2 separate regions of the Homo sapiens genome follow, and region 2 is linked to region 1. Evidence: chromatin contacts called from ENCODE Hi-C or POLR2A ChIA-PET data. All regions are on one chromosome and are shown on one strand. Each heading gives the region's core, a stretch centred on a gene start or an enhancer-like site at or near the end of the contact. The rest is flanking DNA. Distances are from core to core; before and after follow the strand shown. Region 1 holds the start of MARCHF4 (membrane associated ring-CH-type finger 4). Region 2 holds the start of MARCHF4-AS1 (MARCHF4 antisense RNA 1).

Region 1 (6,431 bases), core at 1,271-3,770:
CCCTGCCCACCACTTCTCGGGGGCCCCTCCAGCCTGCCCACCCCCCGGCGCCCAGAGCCGGAAGGGTGTTGTTGGCCGCCAAACCGGGGGGCTGGGGGTCGCCGTGCATGGGCAGGGGCGCTTGAGGAGGGCGCCGCAGTAAGAAAACCTTCAGGTCATTGAAGAGCATGCGGCAGCGGCACTTGAGGAGACCCTGGTGGCGCAACATCTGGGGGGCTGGGGCACACAATCCATAGCAGTACCAGCCGGAGCAGCAGCACCACCACCACCAGAGCAGCCCACACAGGGGCATCAGCATGTGCCCCGTGGAAGTAGAGAGCCCAAGAGGGGTGGCTGGAGTCTTAAAAGAGGGGGACAGGACAGGTTTTGGGGGTCCACAGTGGATCTGTGTTGTGGGGGGAGTCTGCTTTCTCACTGGCTTTTCTTACAACCCCTCCAAGTAGCAAATAAATTGCTCCCAGGACTGAGAAGTGTGAGTCACTGGTTCTGAACTCCACCTGGAAAGCCCAATAACAAAAAAGTTTTTCTTGCCCTCACACACCCACCCCAACCTCCAACTTTGTTCAGTGTGTCTCCTTTCTGCTTTTGACCTGAGGACACTGGTAGGAGCAGAGGGATTGAAGAAGCGTGGTGGAGGGGCCACTAGAGCCTCTGTCGAATTGTTTAAATCAATGTCGAATTGTTTAAAAGTTCCCCAGGAAAGGATTATTGGGTTCTTCTCAAATTCCTACGCAGTGAGAAATCTTTCTTTTATATAAAAGGGTGGGGACAATTGTAAATCAAATCTGGAGTGGATTGAGCTGGGCTTAGAGAAAACTAGCTCAATGAAGAATTGAGGACTGCATGTGTGAGAGAGAAAAGATCGTTTTTCTCAGGTGGTAGGGGTTGGGGGAGTCAAGGTAGGGGAGGAGAGAAGATTGGGAGAAGTTTTAATTCTCCTGGGCAGAAAACTGGGGCAATTAACCCCCAGAAGCACCAGAGTTGCTTTTAAGAGAGCAGTTGGGTGGGGGAGGGGTGTTGCAGGTGAAACTGGGCTAGGGGCTTGTGCTTTGCCTCCGCAGCCAAAGGGTTACACCGAAGAGGGGAAAGCCAATTAGGAGAAGGGAGGTAAAATAGAGGTTTGGGAAGGAAAAAGGATGGGAGAAAAAGAAAAGATCGTTTAACCCTTGCAGAGGCGCCTCCTTCCTGAGCATGAAGATCCTGGCTAGAGGAAGGGTGTGTGTACCGGGGTGAGAGGGCAGTGGAGCAGAGAATAGGGGTAGAGGAGAGGGGCGTGTGGGAGAGAACAGGAGAAAGGAGTGGTTACATTATCTCAGCCCCCAGCCCACCCCTGCTGCAGTCGGCAAATCCGTGGCGCCCTCCCCTCGGTTCCATCAAAGGTCCCTTCGGTCGAGGGGCAAGAGCCGAGAGAAGGGCAGGTCCGGGCGGGCGAGTGGCCTCGCCTTCTCCTCCTCTTCCTCCTCTGGGTCGCGGTCGCCCTCCTCCTCCGGCTCCGGGTCGGCCCGCGCCCGCAGCTGCTGCTGCGGCGGCGGAGGCGACTGCTGCTCGGCGTCCGGGTGTCTCCGGGGCGGGGGCTGCTCCGGCTCGTCCTCTGGCTGCTGCCCGCCGTCCGGCGCGGTCGCGACTCCGGCCTTCATGATCCTCCTCCTCCTCCCCCTTCCCTGGGGGCCAGCCCTGAGCCCCCGCGCCCGGGCAGCGCTGCCATGCAACCAGAGGCGAGGCCGGCGTGGGGGTGGGGGCGGCTGGGGAGTGAGGAGGGGGAGTAATAAAAAATGAAATAATACTAGTGGAATAATTCGGTTCTCAGGCAAGAGTGCTTCTGGAGGGTGGGGGCGGAGGAGGGCGGCTGCCGGGTCTGCTCGGCAGCTCTGCCCCCGCTACCCCCACCAAGGGCGGCCTCGGCCCGCTCTCTGCCCCCCCACCCCGCCCCTTCCTCCTCTCCACCGCCTCTGGCTGGCTAGGCTCGCTGTTGCTACCTCTCCTCGCAGATGCAACGAGGTAAGGCTTGTTTGCGGTGCCAGCTGAAGGTGGGGAGGGGGGAGCGAAGCAGTGTGGCCGAGGTGGGAGGCAGCCGGCACTTGGCTCCAGCTTGGTCCTCGCGACTCCCCAAAACCGTATATAAATATATCTCTTATAAAAGCCGAGAGGAAGCAAATCAGATTCCAGGCTGCTGCCAGGTGTTGTCTCGTCTTCCGCCGTTGCTCAGCACCCGCCGCTGCCCCCACTGGCTCGATTCCCAAAGGGGTGGTGCTGGAAGGGAGGTGGCGGGGCGGCGAGCTGACCGTCCGAGAACTGGAAACAAGGTTCTTGCAGCGAGGGAGGCTCTCGGCTATCTCCGCCGCCGGCGCCGCGGCCGCCGCTGCTGCATTCAGCACCCCGGGCGAGTGGACAGCTCCCACCCAGACCCCGCGCGTCACGCTCGTGGGGGCCTGACGCAGACGCCGCGGAGGGATGGAGGAGGGAAAGGGGATGAGAGGAAAAGAAGCTGGAGGGAGAGGGAGCAAGAGGAGGAGAGAACTGTGCGAGGGAAGGGGATGGGGAGGGACCAAGGGAAAGGGAGGTAACCAGGAGAGGGAGGGATTTAGGAAGGGAAGGAGGAGGGAGCGAAGTGAAGAGTAAAAGAAAGAAGGAGAAAGGCCACGGGGAGGGAGGGGAGCGATTCAGGCACTAACTCTTGCATTTCACCTCAGCAGGAACGTGTCGGTGTGGAAGGTCTGGTTGTAGACTCTCTGCCCACTGTCCACTATCACAGCTCCTCTCATTGCACATACAAGACACAGACACCTGTCAACCAGAGACCGTTTCTCTGTTCACATAAACATTTAAAGTAGATCTCAGTCTGCAAGCTTTCGAGGAGATAAAGTTTTGTGACTTCCACAATGAAGCTGGGACTTGATGGAGATTAAATTCCTCATGACTAAGGAAATGCTTGAGACATGAGACATGAGAAGGAAATGTTTCATTGAGGCTTGAGACATGAGAAGGAAATGCTTCAAATTTTCAAACAGGGAGGAGGTTGCTAGTACCATTTTTTTGTCAGCTTCTTCGCCTAGAATTTAAGCTCCAATTGACAGAGATAATTTTTTTAATTCATTTGATCCCGTGTGCCTAAGTCAGAGATGGCATCTAGTAAATGTTCAATGCATATTTGTTGAATGGCTTGTGGCCACCATCACCACAGTCATCATTACTATAAGTCACAGTGCTCTTTCAATTGTGAGTCATAAGAATCCAGAGCAATATTTCAGCTTCGTCTTCACCAACATCCCCAGCCTCCTCCCTATTCAAGCCTTTCACTGAGCCGCTGACAAGAGGTAATTTGAAATGGATTTTAATTTCCTCTCCTATTTCTGCTACTGACTCATGTCACCCTACCCTATTTTTCTCAAGGAGTTTCTTGAGCAGCAAAGTGCCCCTAAATGTGAAGAGCAAGAAAAAGAAGGAAACTTAAAGTGGTCTATATAAAACCTCAGTGTTTGCAGCTGTAGACTTTGGTCACTGAAAACTTAGGATTGCTTTTTTTGCCTTTCCTTATAAACCTCTCTCCCCCACCCCGCTCTCTCTCTCTCTCTCTCTCTCTCACACACACACACACACACACACACACACCCCTCTAGGGCCATAGAGAAGATATGCCAGTGATTCATCCAAACAGCCATGGTAATGCCTTTACAAATATTGGAGCCATAGACAGAGTAGCATGCAAAATTTCTGCAGCAAAATATCATTGGAACGAAGTTCAGTCCAATGAGTCATAAGAAAACTACCCCTTTGCTGCCATCTCTATGAAATGATTCATTCCTACAAGCTCTAAGGAGAAAGGACCTACATCTCAGTCTTGGTTAACCCAGCATGGCTACTTGTCTGAATCATGCCCCAGGACTCACCATGGATGCTGAGACCCAGCCCAAGGTGCTCATTTAAAGATGATACTAATATTTTTAATAACTACAAAATAATATTTATTGATTAATATCAGCACAAATACTGTGCAGCAACAAAAAACCTCTTTATTTCAAAAATTCTATTTGTTCTTCAAGAAAATATTTTGTGTTCCACATCACTCTGTATCTGTTTCTGGTATTGCAGAAATCATAGTCTATATAATAATTATCTCACCATACATTCATCTCCCTTTGTCTGACTCAGAGCTTCTTTAAGGCTGGGATCAGTATCTATATTTGTATCACCAGCACATAATGCAGCACCTGAAGTTAAGTAGGTGTTCAAGAAAATGGACTCTGAATAAATAAGTGGCTTTTTTATTTCAGTGAAGCTACCATATTTCTCCCCTTCAGCCTGGACACATACATGTGAGTGCTCCCACATATGACTGAATATCTGCTTTACCTAAAATTGAGTTTTAGGGTTTTGTGCTCATTAAATTCTAGCTCCAAGTGTGTTGTGCAAGTAAATTAGGGCAGGAGATAGAAATGCCATATGAGACCTATATCCAGAGTCATAGAAATGGATGATGTCCGGCCAGGCATGGTGGCTCATGCCTGTAATCCCAACACTTTGGGAGGCTGAGGCGGGTGGATCATCTGAGGTTGGGAGTTGAAGACCACCCTGACTAACATGGAGAAACCCCGTCTCTACTAAAAATACAAAATTAGCCAGGTGTGGTGGCACATGCCTGTAATCCCAGCTACTCGGGAGGCTGAGGTAGAAGAATCGCTTGAACCTGGGAGGTGGAGGTTGCCGTGAGCCAACATTGCACCATTGCACTCCAGCCTGGGCAACAAGAGGGAAACTCTGTCAAAAAAAAAAAAAAAAAAAAGAAAGAGGAAAAGAAAGAGAAAGAAAGAAAGAAAGAAAGAAAGAAAGAAAGAAAGAAAGAAAGAAAGGGATGATGTCCATAACAAGACTGCCTTTCCCAACCCTTCCACTGAAAGTGAAAAGATTTCTAGAAACAGAGAACTGCTAAGGACAGGAAGCAACAACAGGACTGCCTTTAGAAAGATTGAGAAGTGGCCGGGCGTGGTGGCTAACACCTGTAATCCCAGCACTTTGGGAGGCCTAGGCAGGTGGATTGCCAGAGGTCAGGAGATCGAGACTGGCCTGGCCAACATGGTGAAACCCCGTCTCTACTAAAAATATTAAAAATTAGCCAGGCATGGTGGTGTGCACCTGTAATCCCAGCTACTCAGGAGGCTGAGGCAGGGGAATTGCTTGAACCAGGGAGGTGCAGGTTGCAATGAGCTGAGATTGCACCACTGTACTCCAGCCTGGGTGACAGAGTGAGACTCCGTCTCAAAAAAAAAAAAAAAAAAAAAAAAGATTGAGAAGCCTAAGAGGCCTGTTTTGAATATAATGTAAATCTTGTAAAACACTTCACTGAGTTAGATTCTTCTTACTAACTGCCTAATCATGAGCCCAAAAGTAAAATCCCCATTATTGTCTAATGAGTTCCAGAGTAAAAACAACCATAAAGACCATATTAAATCAATGGGTTCCTATTTAGACATTCAAAAAATATTTACTGAACACCCATCATCGGTAAGGCATTGAATTGTGTTGAAAGATGTGGGGAGCACAAACTGGTTGGAATTGCATCCTCAAGGGTCTAGTACTATAAATATGTATGTAGTCATAATATAAAGCATAAAATAGTAAGTGTTACAAAAGCATACAAAGTTTGGGGAGTGTTCAAAATAGGGAGATAATGCTTACAGCTTGGCAGCAATTAGGAGAGGTGGGAAGAGGGGGGAGGTGGAGATAGTTGCCACAGCTCTGGGAAAGCTTTGAAAGCCTTTTTCAAGAAGTGACATTTGAACTGAGTTAAAATATGTGGAATTTAGAGGAGGGAGGCATATTCCTGGCAGTGGGAGCGCTGAATACTTTAGCTTTTCCATTAGGCTGTGGTGGAAGGTACTCAAAGGTAAGTAGCTAGAGGAAATGTCAGAAAGGTAGGCTGGAGCCAGATTCCAGAAGACCCTGGATGTCGCTCTGGGAGAAGATTTATTCATTGACCAGGTACTTGTTTTAATGGTTTTAAAGATTTGGAGCTGAAAGTGAAGGGCAAAAATAAACTTTATCTCTGAGCAGGTTAATTAACTGGATGGGATTTCATTGCTAACAGGTGGGAAGCAATCAATATTTTTCATTTCACGCCAGAAAGTTCTCAGCTCCTTAATAGATTTATTCTTTTAAACGAGGTTGTTTTCAGATATATTTCATTACATACAGGGATGCTGAGGTCATAAGAATTAGAAGAGGAATAGAGGAATGAAAGGCACCAAAAAATGGTCTTCAGGGAGAAATATTAGAAGACCCAGAGATTCAGAAGAGATGCATTATGGAGACCATTGTACTTGTTTCTCCAACAGAGAGCTCTAAAGGGACTCCATGTTAGTTGTTATTATTTCTTCTTTACCGAGACAGACAGTAACCCAGGCTAGAGGAGATTTTACAGACCCTTTAAAAAAAGA
Region 2 (6,419 bases), core at 2,480-4,979, 69 kb before region 1:
CTGCAATTTCAGCCTTTTCCTATCTTTTCATGGTGAATGAACACCACACAGGCTTTCAGATCAGACAACTTCTGGCTCCGTCATTTACTAGCTGTATCAGTTAACACCAGCTGCTGACTTCACTTCTGCATATGCATTCCAAAATTAGTGTCTTAAAATAACAACTACTTATTACTTTTCACAAGCCTAAAAGTTGGCTGAATGGTTCTGCTGATCTGACTTGGTTAATCTTGGCTGGACACTGTCTGATTCAGCATAGGTTGACTGTCCTCTGCCTCATGTCTCTTATCATCCAGTAGAATTGCCCAGGCTTGCTTGCCTGAAGGCAGAAGAGTTCCCACTAGCAGGAGAGGGCAAGCACTTTTCAATGCACAAGCACCTTTCAAGCCTCTATTTGCATCAAGTTTGCTAATGTCCCGCTGACCAAAGCAAATCATGTGGCTTACTTCGGAGTCAGTGTGGGTAGGCATTACCCAAAGAAAGTGGCTATAGGGAAGCATGAAGATCTAGAGCCATTAGTACAATCAATCTACCACATTAACTTTGTGACCTTGGGCAATTCCCTTAGCCTCTCTGAGCTTTAACTCTATAATCTATAAAAGTGCAGAATTTTTTTGGGATTCTTTGCTATAATGTATGTAAAATGTCTGCTACACAATAAACATGCCATATTTATTAATTTTCTTTTCTCCTCCTTTTCATCATTTGAATTTTTTCTTAAATGCATATATATATGTGCATATATATATGTCCATCTCGATATATATATATGTATATATATATATATATATGACTTACTCTGTCATCCAGGTGAGAGTGCAGTGGCATGATCACAGCTCACTGCAGCCTCGACCTCCCAGGCTCGAGTGATCGTCCCACCTCAGCCTCCCAGGTAGCTGGAACTACAGATGTGTGCCACCACACCCAGCTAAATTTTTTTGTATATTTTATAGAGAAGGGTTTCATTATGTTGCTGAGGCTGGTCTTTAACTCCTGGGTTCAAGCAATCCACCCACCTTGACCTCGCAAAGTATTGGGATTACAGGCATGAGCCACCATGCCTGGCCCTTAAATGCATCATTCTTATACATTACTTTATACATACAAAGCTCGAAGATAATAATAATAAACATTATTCCCACGGCTTCTGTTGAATCCCCAACTCCTAGCCTGTGCCTAATCAAGTGTGCCCTCAATTCATTCCAATGGTCTGGAATTTGAAGACTAAAGGAATCAAAGGGTATCTCTTCCCTTTGTTCCTGGGACCATCAAGTTGTGAAATGACCTCTTGGCTTTCTGATCTGGGTCCACTACCACAAATGAAATAGAAAGGAGTTAACACATTTGCATTAACTGATGATTCTTAATAGAGGCAATAAAATGAGAAACCCCCATTTCCTAATTTAAATGTGGCTTTGGGGATAGGATAAGTATCCTGGCCGCTCCTTAGCTAATCAGGCTCCAGAAGGGACATTAATTGCAGCCAGCGCATCCTGCTGGGGAGACCCAAGGCTGCCAGCTCCCTTGCTGAGAATGGAATAGAATTTTAATTGGCTGTGAAAGCATCATGGTAGGAGGTACAGGGAAGAGTTGGTCTGCTCCCCCAAAGCAGGTTAGGGAAGCTCCAAGGGAAAGGACTCAAACAGGTGCATGGCAGCAAGAACCTCCCATGCTCAGGGGCCTTCCCAGCTGCAACACCACAGTTCCAATTCCAGGGCTGGACTCCAGCCTAGGTGAAGGACCTTCTCACACTTGGGCGATTAGTACTGGAGCACGGAGCCTGTGAATCTTCTCATCTCTGTGCTTCCCCCAACTTCCATGAGAGAAGCACCACATAGTTACTGTCACTTGTATTGTCAATCTTCGACTTCAGAGAGGTCTCCAAATATAAGCTCAACTCCCCAGTGTACTGTGTGTGTGCCATTTGTCCATCTGTATGGTTTGAAGCAATGGCACAGCATTCCTGTACTGTTGTTTCAGAGCAATGTGAATTTATTTCACTCAAATAAATTAATCTAACTATGCTTAGGGAAAAGTTGTTCTCATGGTAATGAGTATGTCCTTTCTGCCATGGCAATTTCTGGAACACAAATATAGAAAAGAATGACATGTGAAGGTCAATAGATGAGACTATGAAAAACAAGACAATATAGCTTTTTAGCATAAATGTACAATGATGCATGTGGTTTTTGGAGAATGTTGGACAAATTACTTAACCTCTTGGTGCCTTAGTTTTCTAATTATTAAAATGAGGGCAACAGTATTGCTGATCTAATAAGGCTTTTGGAAAGAATAATGAGATGTAAAGAGCTTAGAATAGTGCAGAGTCTTAATAAACATGTCTTCGTGATTCCTTCTAGTGAAGTGACATAGAGAAGTGGGACCAGTCATTGACCCACCCAAGCTCTGTCAACCTAGTGGTATAGTAAATCTGTTGGCAAAAAGCAAAGCAGAACAACAAAAAAACGCAAGCAAAATCATTGCTTTCAGGAAACTATTTTGTGAGACAGAAGCTTGATAAAAATTCAAAATTTGCAGTAAACTCTACTTCATTAATACTTTAAAACTCACAGCAATAAACCATTACTTAGAACAAGTAAGCAGTTTTGTTTTTATTGTGCATTTTGATATTTATTTTCAAAAAAAAATTTTTTTTTTGAGACGGAGTCTCGCTCTGTCACCCAGGCTGGAGTGCAGTGGTGTGATCTCGGCTCACTGCAAGCTCCGCCTCCTGGGTTCACTCCATTCTCCTGCCTCAGCCTCCCAAGTAGCTGGGACTACAGGCGCCTGCCACCACGCCCATCTAATTTTTTTTTTTTTTTTGTATTTTTAGTAGAGACGGGGTTTCACCATGTTAGCCAGGATGGTATTTATCTCCTGACCTCGTGATCCACCCGCCTCTGCCTCCCAAAGTGCTGGGATTACAGGCATGAGCCACTGCGCCTGGCTATTTTCAAATTTTTATTGAAAGTTCATCACAAACTCAGTAAGGAAGGTGAGCAATACATTGAAGAGGACCATTGAAAATGGAATTTTAGGCCGGGTGTGGTGGTTTATTCCTGTAATCTCAACACTTTGGGAGGCTGAGGTGGGCGGATCACTTGAGGTCAGGAGTTCAAGACCAGCCTGGCCAACACAATGAAACCCCGTCTCCACTAAAAACACAAAAATTAACCAGGTGTGGTGGTGGGTGCCTGTAATCACAGTTACTTGAGAGGCTGTGGCAGGAGAATCGCTTGAACCTGGGAGGTGGAGGTTGCAGTGAGCCAAGATAGCACCACTGCACTCCAGCCTGGGTGACAAGGTGAGACTCTGTATCAAAAAAAAAAAAAAAAAAAAAAAAAAGAAAATGGCATTTTGTAATTATAAAGATGTATTTATAAAGATATAAAGGATCCTAATTTGTAATCCCCCCAAAATCACACCTCAATTCCATTTCTTCTCTCACAGCTCCTTTCTCCATTCATACTTCCTGTCTCTTCATTGAGGAATAAAACATCCTGGTTTAAGCTCAGAACATAGGAATGAAAATAGGGAAGAAAATATGTGAACAATGCACAGTGTTCTCTCCAAAATGGCAAGAACGTCATCTCCTAGAAAAGCACTCAGAAGTCCTTGGCCTTTGGGAAAAAAGAGCTTGCGGAAGATGACATTGGTTCATTGTCCTTAAAAGGCAGAACAGGCCTCCCACTATTGAAAACAGCTCATTCCCTTCCACACCTGGTCCTCAGATCATGCTTGGGTGCCCAGGCTCCTGTGCTTAATCTTTCTTAACTGGATCATCAGTGCTTGGGAAATGGGCAGGATAACAATTTAAAGAGATAATTGACTGCACAAATCAGCTCATCCCTTCAAGGGATAAATTTTCTCACACTTTCTGGTTCTGTAATAGGTCAGGGCTGTTGGAGACAGAGCTGGCTTTTTCCCTGATGTCCAGGGTCCTGAAATGAAGTATGGCTGGGCCACTTGACTGGGAGTGCAGTTACAGAAGCCAATGCTGGTGCTGCAGAGAGCGCAATGCCCAAAGTGGGTGCATCTCTGATGGTGTAAAGGATGAAGAACAAGCTCTGAGGAAGGTTAGGTAAGTTCCTGGCTTTCAGTCTGTCCCCTCCACCTGCCAAGTGAGCAAGTCTGTTCCTCTTGCCAAGTGAGCTGCTGTTTTTCTCGTTGGTTAAATGGGATGTTGGATAAATCATCTCTACTAGTCTGACAGTTTTTTATATTTAAAGATTTTATAAATTATACAAAGGTTCTGTAGATGAAAAGCAACACCAGATTCCAGGAATTGCTTAAAGGTGAGGTAGGCCAAAGGCATAGAAGCAGGAGTTCTTTGTAAAGGAAGGGAGCAGCACACTTCATGGGCAGGTCAAGAGGTCACCTGGAAATGGCACCAACAGCTACTGGAAACCTCCTACCCACCCCAGGACCCTGAAACAGGGAACTTGGAAAGAGAAATTTAGGGTTGTGTGTCTGCACCACAACAGAGGGTGAGACATGTCATGGGGGTACTCAGGTTACTGGAAAGATTTGCTGCCTAGAGTAGAAAAAGGTAGATTTCTATTGCTCACCCCAAATCATGTATAAAGAGCTTCTGATTCACTTCCTCATGCATCTTAACTTTTACTTGGCTTCTCATATATACATATAGATTCTAGAATGAGTTTCCTTGACATGGGGACATAAGTATTCTAGGTATTGAAAAGGAGCATCTTCAATTGTAGCTATAAATCATCTTTCTGGTCTCTATCTTGATTTCTTATTAGTTTTCTTGGCTTGAATTATGACTTCACAGGATATGAATACCCAGGGATAAAGGGCCACTAAATCAAGGTGCCAGACTTGCAAAACTGACACCTAGATCCCTCAATAGAGGAAAGAGAAGCTGTTTGTAATGACCGAGGACAAATTGAATGGTTTCCCTCAGGCCAAAATTTCTCCTAAGGTTGATCACCTCTTCTCTTCTTGTCCTAATTCTCCTTGCACTCTCATCCAAATAGGAGATGCATCATTCCTAAAATGTATATAAGGCCAACATAATGTATTTTTGTTTTTATTCCATTTTTGTTTTTGCTCTATAAATCTCCATCAGTCAAGTCTGTCTGAGACCCTAGGGCAATGTAGAAAACATTCATAGGGAGGCTGAGGTGGGCGGATCACCTGAGGTCCGGAGTTTGAGACCAGCCTGGCTAACATGGAGAAACCCCATCTCTACTGAAAATACAAAAATGATCCAGGCATGGTGGCATGTGTTTGTAGTCCCAACTACTCAGAAGGCTGAGGCAGGAGAATCGCTTGAACCCAGGAGGTGGAGGTTGCAGTGAGCCGAGATCACGCCATTGTACTCCAGTCTGGGCAACACAGTGAGACTCCGTCTCAAAAAAAAAAGAAAACATTCATAGACTGCATGGAAGTCATTCAATTCAGCATGCAAGCATCCCATGCATCCTATTCCTAATCATTCACTAGCCTCTCAGTGACAGGAAGCTTACTACCTCACAAGGGTACCCACTGCATTAAAAAAAAAATTGTTCCAATCAACAAATGCTTGCTGGAGAAATGAATAAATATTAGATTACAAGCTGCAGGAGGGCAGGACTATGTGTAAGGCATGGCAAAGAGGCATTATTAAAAATGTGAAGATAATCAGGATATCTGGTGATGTGTGTCTGTATTGGTGAGTCCGGTATGCATGTGGAGCCAGGAAAGGAGATAGGTGGGTATAAGTTCAAGGTTATAAGGTATAGTTCAAGGTTCAAGTGTACCAGGTCTGTCTGAATGTGCATGTGGTCATGGTCTATAGTTTGAATGCTCTTTTGCAGCGATTTCCTCCATCACCTGTCCCACCTCTGTCTTCTGGGATAAATCCTTATTCCTATTCACCTTAAGTATCACCTTTCTTGCTCCGGCTCTAACGCTAAGACAAAAATTTCAGAGGCAAGAAGAATGGAAGAGAGGAAGAGAAGAAGAGAACATGAGACAAAAGAGCCAGCCTGGGGTGCTAAGGAGCTGCCAAAAGACTCAAAGTAGCAGAATGGGTGGGCAGGCCCTCACTGCCTGAGCCAAGCCAGCACCTGTTCACACCCACAGACTCAGACTCTATGGCCAAGAGCACTGAATCCATGTTTTTGGCCTTCCACTAATCAGACTGGTTTTTATCACAGGCCCATATGGAGATGGAGCAACTTGCATCATCCTGGTCATATAAAAGAAATCAAGGGCTGATTGTCCTTGCCAACCGTCTCCCTGTACTCAGCCCGTCGGAGGAATGACATTACATAAATCCTCAAACATAAAGAGGCATAAGGACGGCACACATCTTGCCTTGGCATCCCACATATCTAATCTAAACATTCTCTGTTCTCACCAGGACATCCCAACACATTACCTAACCACACCCCACCCCTCCTGCACCAAAACAT

Evidence for each region. Hi-C counts contacts between places; a loop is a spot of excess contacts on that map. ChIA-PET counts read pairs that join two places held with the same protein, here RNA polymerase II (POLR2A). Pooled maps may share reads with other maps.
Region 2: POLR2A ChIA-PET joins it to region 1 with 15 read pairs in BJ. The contact joins the promoter of MARCHF4-AS1 here to the promoter of MARCHF4 in region 1. A Hi-C loop is called at or near these places in 4 of 168 maps with a recorded cell type or tissue (PC-3, PC-9, chondrocyte and 1 more) and 2 of 50 pooled maps. POLR2A ChIA-PET finds 5 or more read pairs at or near these places in 5 of 52 experiments (A549, AG04449, BJ and 2 more).

Annotation. Positions count from the first base shown.
Region 1 is chr2:216,369,963-216,376,393 of GRCh38, forward strand. It overlaps MARCHF4 (membrane associated ring-CH-type finger 4), which reads right to left and starts at 2,521. Exons shown (of 4, transcript NM_020814.3): 1 at 1-2,521. The coding sequence starts at 298.
Region 2 is chr2:216,299,579-216,305,997 of GRCh38, forward strand. It overlaps MARCHF4-AS1 (MARCHF4 antisense RNA 1), which reads left to right and starts at 3,730. Exons shown (of 3, transcript XR_001739877.2): 1 at 3,730-4,081. The region is part of intron 1 of MARCHF4 (membrane associated ring-CH-type finger 4); the gene reads right to left.